Linked DNA regions of Homo sapiens: region 1 is linked to region 2. Evidence: chromatin loops called from intact Hi-C (ENCODE). Cell type or tissue: PC-9. All regions are shown on one strand. Region 1 has its middle 7.4 kb from the start of POLD2. Region 2 overlaps GCK (glucokinase).

Region 1 (4,000 bases), 54 kb after region 2:
CACCTGTGACGTTTCCCTTGAGAACGTGTACGGGATGGGTTGCACCTGGTTATATACAAGCGTGAGACTTCTTTCTGCCTTTGTAATTTATTAGCAGATTATCTGTGATGAGCATCGCAATCTGTTTAATGCCTATTCAATAATTAAATTTTTCTTTCTCTTCTTTTGTGGAAAGGTTTTCTGCATTGGCAGGAGATTTTTGTTTTCGATTATGTCCCCAACATGCCTGATGTTCCACCCCTCAAGAGCCTCAGCCTTGCCCAGGGAGGGCATGGGGGTGAGTGGCCTCTCCCACAGAGAGTGCTGGCCAAGTTGGCCCAGGTGCGCAGCAAGGGCTGCTGCCCAAAGGCTCCCTCCTGGTTGGCATGGGTCGGGACCCTGTTGTGTTGTGTTTTCGCTCTTTTTCGTAGAGTTCAAGGGGGTCCTGCTATGTTGTCCAGACTGGTCTTGAACTGACCTCAAGGGATCCTCTCGTCTCAGCCTCCCAAAGTGCTGGGATTACTGTGCCCAGCTTTGTGTTGTATTTTCTGATCTTATCCTGCAACCTCTTGAGCCCCCAACCTGGGCCCCAGTTCCTGCTGTGCCCCAGCCTGCCAGCCCTCTCTCTCTGCATATTCTTTCTTTAGCTGAGTTAACACCACTGATAAGGTTAAAGACAGGCTCTTAAATTTCTGCCCTGGCATGAGAAATATGTGACCCACATGCTTCTCCAGCTTAGCTGTCCAGTGTAACTGTCAGGGACTGATGGGCGCGTGCTGGCCCACAGCCCACCTCAGTCCTGACCCTCCCTGACAGGCTGAGAGAGGCCCCAGCCTGAACCTGGACTCCCCCATGTTCTGATATTCCTGCACAAGAGTGCAGAGGCCTGGTTAAGCTGGAGAAACATAAGGAATAGGTAGGTCTGCACACACTCACCTCTTCCTTTGCAGTGAACCTTCTAGAATCTTCTAGATGGAAAAGCTGGGGGTGTGGAGGTGTAGGGATAGGACAGCTGGGGGAGGCCTTGGCCAAGGTCAAGGAGTAGGCCCAGTCTCCCTCTCTGTGTGCCTGTCTGGGACTCGGTTTCCTGTCTGTGAAGCAGGGCTGGACGGGATATTGACAGCACCTGATGGTCATTGAGCTCCTCTGCCCCAGGCACTCAGCTGCTGGGCACAGTGCACACGTGGCAGTCCGGTGCCCTCTCACGCTCCGTGATGACTGAGTCTGTAGTTACACCCCTGGCCTCAGAATAAAGACTACACTTTCTGCCTCCCTCACTGGCAGGTATGACTAGGTGTGGTGGCAGTTTTCTCCTTAAGAGACAGATGTTTGTGCCTCCCTCCAACCCGCTGGCTAACACCTAGCTGGCACACAGCCTCCTGGGGCTATGAAGATGAGGGCCACAGCCACAGGGTGGGGGAGCCGTGAGCTGGGTCTGGCTGCGTCTCTGACATATGGGGGCATCACACATCACCTCTACCTCCCATCGAATGCTACACGAAGAGAACAAACTCCACCTGATGGAAGCTGCTGTTGTTTGAAGTCTTTCATGCTCACAACAGAACCTAACCCCAACCAATACAGTATGAGTATTGGCCCCACGTGGTTAAGCAAGCTGTCCAAGGTTACACACAGCTGGGAGGTGGTGGAGCTGGGTTTGAGCCTGTTATTGACCTTTGTGCAGACAGACCTCAGAGCAGAGCACAAGGCAGCAAGGCTGTGGGTCTGGGGCTCCCTCTCCAGGAGAATCAACTGGCTGCACACAGCCTGGAGAGCCCATGGGCAACCTGAGTCCTTGCACCTGGAAGTTTCTGTGTCCCACACATATCCAGGAGCTTAAAATGAAGATGTCTGAATTACCCAACCTCTTGATAGCACCAACCCAACCTTCCCAGCCTCCTCTTCTGAGGTCAGCCCAGAGCAAGCCCCTTGCAAAGCTGATTTAACTCAGAACCACTGGGCATACCCACAGGGCAGTGACCCTGCAGCCCTCGATCAAATGTGCAGATGGACTTGGGGGTGGGCTGGTACCCCAGATGGCCTCATTCTCCCAGGGTTGCAGAGCCCCTGAAAGCCACAGCCCTGTGTGCACACCACTGGGGAGTCATCACAGGATACTTCAAGAATTCAGTGCCAGGCAAGGTGGCTCATGGCTGTAATCCCAGCACTTCGGGAGGCTGAAGCGGGCAGATCACCTGAGGTCAGGAGCTAGAGACCACCCTGGTCAACATAGGGAAACCCCATCTCTACTAAAAATACAAAAATTATCTGGGCGTGGTGGCGGGTGCCTGTAATCCCAGCTACTCAGGAGGCTGAGACCGGAAAATCGCTTGAGCCTGGGAGGCAGAGGTTGCAGTGAGCTGAGATTGCACTGCTGCACTCCAGCTTGGGGGACAGAGTAAGACTCCATCTCAGAAAAAAGAGTTCTGTGTATCATTTAATGTGGAGATCCTCCCATCACGAGGATGAGGCTGTTTCTCTACTCCCCAGATCTGGGCTGGCCTGTGGTTTGTTGACCTCAGCCTTGTAGTTCTCACTTTCCTGGAACCTGAATGCCACCACGCGACATCCATAAGACAAAGCCCAGGATAAAAGATCACTTGGAGAGACAGGCCTGGCCTGGCACCACCCCGGCTGAGGCTGGACCCCTGGGAAGGAGACTCTGATGGACCTCCAGACCCAGTCAAATGACCACTTCCAAGGTCAGGCAAGAAGGGACAAAGAGCCACTGGCTCAGCCCACAGCATCTGAGAAATAAGAAACCGCTGCATTTTTTGAGCCAGTAAGATTTGACAGGTTTGTTTTGCAGCAATAGATGAGTGGTACCTCATCTTAGCCCATGTTCTGATGAAGACAAACAGTAGCATTGACAAAGTTTTAAGAAAAGTTAACCAAAAACTGGGATTCCTTTCTTCATTTTGACCCTTTGTTACAAGAAACAGAGGCCCACCCCACCAGACTCACTGTTCACTGGTCCCTGAGTGCCTGTGAGTCTCAGTGGGAGTTACCTTGAGACCAGCCCTTCTGAGTGGAGGGTGCTGGGTGCTGAGGTCAAGTCGAGCTCAGTCCAGGCTAAAAGGAGAGCAGCTCTGGCCAGGCTGTCAGGGCTGTGGCCTCCCCAAGAACCTCCTACCCTGGCCCCTCCAGGCTTTGCTGCTATGGTTGTGTGAGGGGAGTTGCTGTCCCAGCATTCTGGCCCCCTTGCCCCCAGCCCCTCCCTGACCTCCACGGGCTTCAGGCCTCAGTCCAGAGTCACCTCCTCTAGGAAGCCATCCCCCAGTGCAAGTCTGGGCAACATTCCTCCTTGCCTGGCCCACCTGCTCACTCTCATGCTATGGCTTTCTGTAAGCAAACACAAAGATAGGAACAACTCTGTCCCTGGCACAGAGCAGATGCTCTGGCAATATCTCATGAGTGAATGAAGGCACATGACAAACCTCCAGACCTGTGGAGACTGAAGGCTGAGAGCCTTTATAGATGCTGTGGGGCCGAGGAGTTTGCCAACTACAGCAGGTCATGCCCAGAGGTTTCTCTCTGGGTAGCAAGGTGTGTCTCCCACCAAAGGCCATTGGCATGGGGCCCGCCCTGCTGACCCGAGGCAGTGCACAGCAGAGGCCAGATGCAGTGAGAAGGAGCCTCTCCTTGGCCTGCTGTCTGCTGCCATGCCTGTGGGGGCGTGGACACAAGTGTGTGGCATAGAAGGTGGTGTGGCAGGTGAGAGGTTGGGGGTGTGTATGTAGCAGGTGTCTGTGTGTGTATGTGCATGTGGGGGTGTGTGTGCATGCATGTGTGTGTGTGCATATGCACGTGTGTGCATATGCATGTGTGTGCATGGAGAGAGAAGACCTCCTCTTTCTGGCCCCTCTCCTAGCTGCCCCCCTCCCTCCTGCTGCCAACACACTGTCAACCCTTCACTGTCTTTTTCCTTGGGACTCGTTGATCTGTCTCTACCATCCCAGGTGTCTGGAGCAGCCTCTAACCTTCCATCTGCCAAGGTACTTCAGCCCCACCCCTCCCAGCT
Region 2 (4,000 bases):
GGACCTTTTGGTCTATATTTTCACTCTCACCTCACTAAGGACAGATGAGTAAATCTGGTTAACTTTGCCTGATAGATTTGGTGACCTTTTTTCAGGAAGGAGCCTGGAAAGATGAGATTCAGGTGTATTGGTCAGCTTAGACTGCCATAAGAGAATACCATCCACTGATGGCTTAGAAACAACAGAAATCTATTTCTCACTATTCTAGAGGCTGGACGTCCAAGATCAGATGCCAGCATGGTCAGGTTGCAGGGAGGGCTCTCTTCCTGACTTGCAGACCGCCACCTTCTTGCTGTGTCCTCACATCGTGGAGAGAGAGTGAAAACAAGCTCTCTGGTGTCTCTTCTTATAAGAATGCTAATCCTATGATGGGGGCTCCCCCTCCTTACCTCATCTAAACCTAATTATCTCCCAAAGGTCTCATCTCCAGATACCATCACACTGGGGTTAGGGCTTTGACATATGAATCTGGGGGGACACAATTCAATCTGTAACACCAGGAGGGCATGCCGGGAGGAACTGACCTTCCTCCCTCCAGCTGCCCTGGACACCTTTGCCCCATTGAAGGAGCAGGCTCAGAAGTGGAATGAGGATGGAATAAGGTGCACTCCATCATGCTTACCCACATCCCTGGCAGGAATTGTCCTGGGCCCCAGCAGGAGAGATGCCCCCCCATACTGCCATGGCACCTGCTCTGAGACAGGTGTGCAGAGTGCAAAGCTCCAGGTGGCCCCCAAGCAGGTGTGCTGGGAGGAGGGGCCCGTGTGGGAGGAGCAGGCAGCGCCAAGGCCTAGCGGAGCAGTGACAGGTCCCTGACTTCAGGGAATGGGCACGCTGTGGGCAGGCAGCTGGTGTGGGGGTGAGGGCTGGGGCTGCATCTGTGGGACCAGGGCTGGGCCATCCATCATATGCCGTGTCACAACCCCAGTGCCCCTGCTGTAGCCAGGACAGGAGGCTGGGCCAGGCTGGGAGGTGACAAGAGTGGGGGCTGTCCCCAGGAGAAGCACTCTGCTGCCTGTGCCCAGGCCTCTGGGGATGAGGACCCCTCAGAAGGAGTAGCTATGTCTAGGAAGCCCCAGGGCAGGAGCAAGCCAAAGGGGACATCATTAGTGAGATCCAGGGGATCAGTGGGCCACAGAAGCCCCAGCGTGAGCCCCTCTGACTGATGCAGCTAGGCCCACACCTGCACCTGCCCACAGCAAGACCCCCAGGAGGAGAGGGGACAGATGGAGAGAGGCACAAAGTGCCCCTGGCCTCTGCCTTGAAGCCACCCCAAGGCAAGAGAGATTTGAGCCCCTGTTTAGTGACCTCCAGGGGAACATTCTGGCCCATCTGATGTGGGAAGCCCCTTGTGGAGTCTGTCATTCCTCAGCTGAGCCAGGCCTTTGGAGGCAGCCCAGGCATGTCCCCTGTGTGCTCCTATCCCTGTGTTGGGACACCTGGCCCAGCCCCTCCTTCTGCCTTTCTCTTCCCTTCCCTTCTCAGGAGTGGACACTTCCTCCTTTAGCCCCCTCACAGCTGTGTGAACTTCTCTGTATCTCTCTCTTTCTGTCTCTTTCTCCCCCTCTCTCTCTGTCTCATTGTCTCTCTGTGTGTCTGTCTGTAGTATTCTCTCTCTGTCTCTGTCACTCTGTCTCTCTCTCTCTCTGTGTCTACCTTTCTGTATTTCGCTTTGTTTCTTTTTCTCTGTGTGTGTGTGTGTGTATCTGTTTTTCTCACTCTCTCTCTGTGTCTATCTTTCTGTATTTCGCTTTGTTTCTTTTTCTGTGTGTGTGTGTGTGTATATCTGTTTTTCTCACTCTCTCAATCTCTCTCTCTCTTTCTGTCTCTCTTTTGCTGGCCTGAGCAAAGAGGGAGCCCCATCCTGATGCTACATAACCGTGAACCAGCACAGACAGAATTGTAGGAAAGTCCTGCAAGTAGAAGGATAGAAGGATGAGGGAAGAAACGCCATGTGAGTCATGACAGATCCCTTTCCAGGAGCCACTGACTCACCCTGCCTCCTGCCCTCCCACTGTGACACTATTACTCACAGACAGGCCCGGATTAAACCTATGTTCCAGGTGCCCTGTGGTTCCCACAGTGTGGCTCCCTGGGTCTGGCCTCAGGCTCCACAGGTGCCCAGCCCTGCCAAAGTCTCCAGAGCAGCTGTCCAGCTGGGGAGCTGCGGGGCCCCTTCACAGAGCGCATGGGAAGAAGTTCCATCCTACACATTACATCGAGAGGGACGTGCCTGAGAAGGGGAGCTGGAGCCCGTGCAGCCCCCTGCTTGCGTGCAGAACATAGTGTACCCTGAGCATGCCATGAAAAACACAAACGCACAAAGTTGTAAAGAAAAAAGAAATGACAGGTGGCTGTAAAATCAGTTATAGCCCACGAGAGGCCCACTAATGAGTGGTGATTTCAGCTGATTACAAAGAAATGATGGTGTTTCTGTAATGAACTAAACATGCACTCGTGCGTGCACACACGCGCACGTATAGTCACATAACTGACCAGCCCTATGCATCACTTGTTAATTACTTAGTAACTGTAACAATAATAGTTTCCAATAAGTGAGCCTTAGTCTCTGCGCAAGGGTCAGTTTATTGAGCACACGGGGGCCTTGCAGTGGGGGCAGGTGATCTGCTCCTGGGAGCCGCCAGCCTCTCCTCTCCTGCTCTTCATCTTCCTCCGTGGTGGGAAATTGTCTCACTGCTTCTACACCTGAGGCTGAACATCTCCCTTTATTTCAGTCTGAAACACATGTAAAAATATACTGGAATGAATTAAGGTTGCAATTATTGATATCAGGCAGTGAGTACATCAGGGTTTATTATACTATCTCCTTTACTTACTTCGAAGTTCTCTATTACCAAAAAATTAAAAACTATAAAAGAAAGAAAAAGGAAATGAGGCTAGATTCAACACAGATTACTCTTACCAAACCCTTCGTAGTCCCAGGAGTCCCCTAACACAAGCACTTGTGACCTGGAGTGATATTCACAGCATTCCTTACCTGGCAATACCTGAGTATTAGCCCCCCCAGTGGGATCTTTGTTGTAGACAACCAGCAACTATCAGCCCAGCCAATAAACAAGTAGGAAAGGGGAGTGCTGGAGAGGCCAAGAAGTGGGATTTTCCATGCTCCTGGGCTGTGATCCAGAGGGCACGGCTGTGAGGCTGATCTCAATGAACACTCTGTCTTGGAAGTACAGGGATCCTCTGCTACCTGAAAACGTTCTGAGTATTCACTTTCATGGATTGCAAAGTCATTTACCCAAAATTCACTCTCCAAATGAAAAGTGAGTATGATGAATCAGTATTCAAGTTCCACCTGGGTCCTGGGAGAGGGCATGGACATCATATCCCAGCTGTTCCGACAGGAGGACCCAATCTGAGTCTCACTGCCTGCCTGCATCGTTTGTCTGCTGCCAGCCTGCACAGTAGGAAGGGAAAACATGATTTGTATCTGTTTTAGGTCAGGTTCCCAAGAAGTAGAGCCTGAGATTGGAATTCTTGGAAAATGGTGTTTGCGGGAGCGCTGTCAGCAGAAGCTATAAGGAAGTTGGGGGGACAGAAAACGAGAGGTAAGAAGCCAGTCAAAAAGGCAGGTCCAGCTTAAGTCCGCCTCAGTCTGGTTCCACAAGGGCTCTGATGCATGAAGAATATCACAGGGTTGTCCCTCCTGGGAGAGGGGCCAGCCTATTGTACCTGTATCAAAGCCACCAGCTGAGGGCCAGTGGGGAGGGAAGATCTTCCAGGCATTTCCAGGAAACTCTCAGGAGAAGGGTGTAGCTGTGAGCAGTCTGCAGCTGCTGCTCACTGCGGCTAAAGGCTGGGTGTGCAGGCCAGTCAGCCAGTGAGGTGCCAACAGCAGGCACTACAGTCCACCCCTTGACTGCTCAGACCTACTGCTTTCCACTTTAAGCTCTCTCCATCCAGGCACAGCTTCAGGGAAAACTTACAATTGGAGAAACAGAGGGATGAACTACAATGCCCACTTCTGCATGTGATTGTA

Evidence for each region. A loop is a pair of places that touch in the nucleus more often than their neighbours do. Peaks named below come from ENCODE experiments on the same cell type or tissue, not always from the same donor. Only the 100,000 strongest peaks of a DNase experiment are listed, where the experiment ranks them.
Region 1: a loop joins it to region 2, with 1.9 times the contacts of the local background. A loop is called at or near these places in 36 of 110 quality-filtered maps.

What each region holds. Positions count from the first base shown.
Region 1 is chr7:44,128,962-44,132,961 of GRCh38, reverse strand. No RefSeq gene overlaps it. Among named protein-coding and RNA genes, the nearest start is that of POLD2, 7.4 kb to the right of the region's middle. In PC-9, a CTCF peak has its summit at 1,685 (motif pointing left); a DNase peak (open chromatin) is centred at 1,651.
Region 2 is chr7:44,182,720-44,186,719 of GRCh38, reverse strand. All of the region lies in intron 1 of GCK (glucokinase), which reads left to right. LOC105375257 (a long non-coding RNA gene) reads right to left here. Exons shown (of 3, transcript XR_927221.3): 2 at 3,260-3,418; 3 at 2,567-2,736. Among named protein-coding and RNA genes, the nearest start is that of GCK, 4.7 kb to the left of the region's middle. RefSeq lists enhancers at 1,683-2,218, 2,219-2,756. In PC-9, no CTCF peak of the experiment used is centred here; a DNase peak (open chromatin) is centred at 2,049; H3K4me3 peaks cover 299 bases; H3K27ac peaks cover 1,139 bases.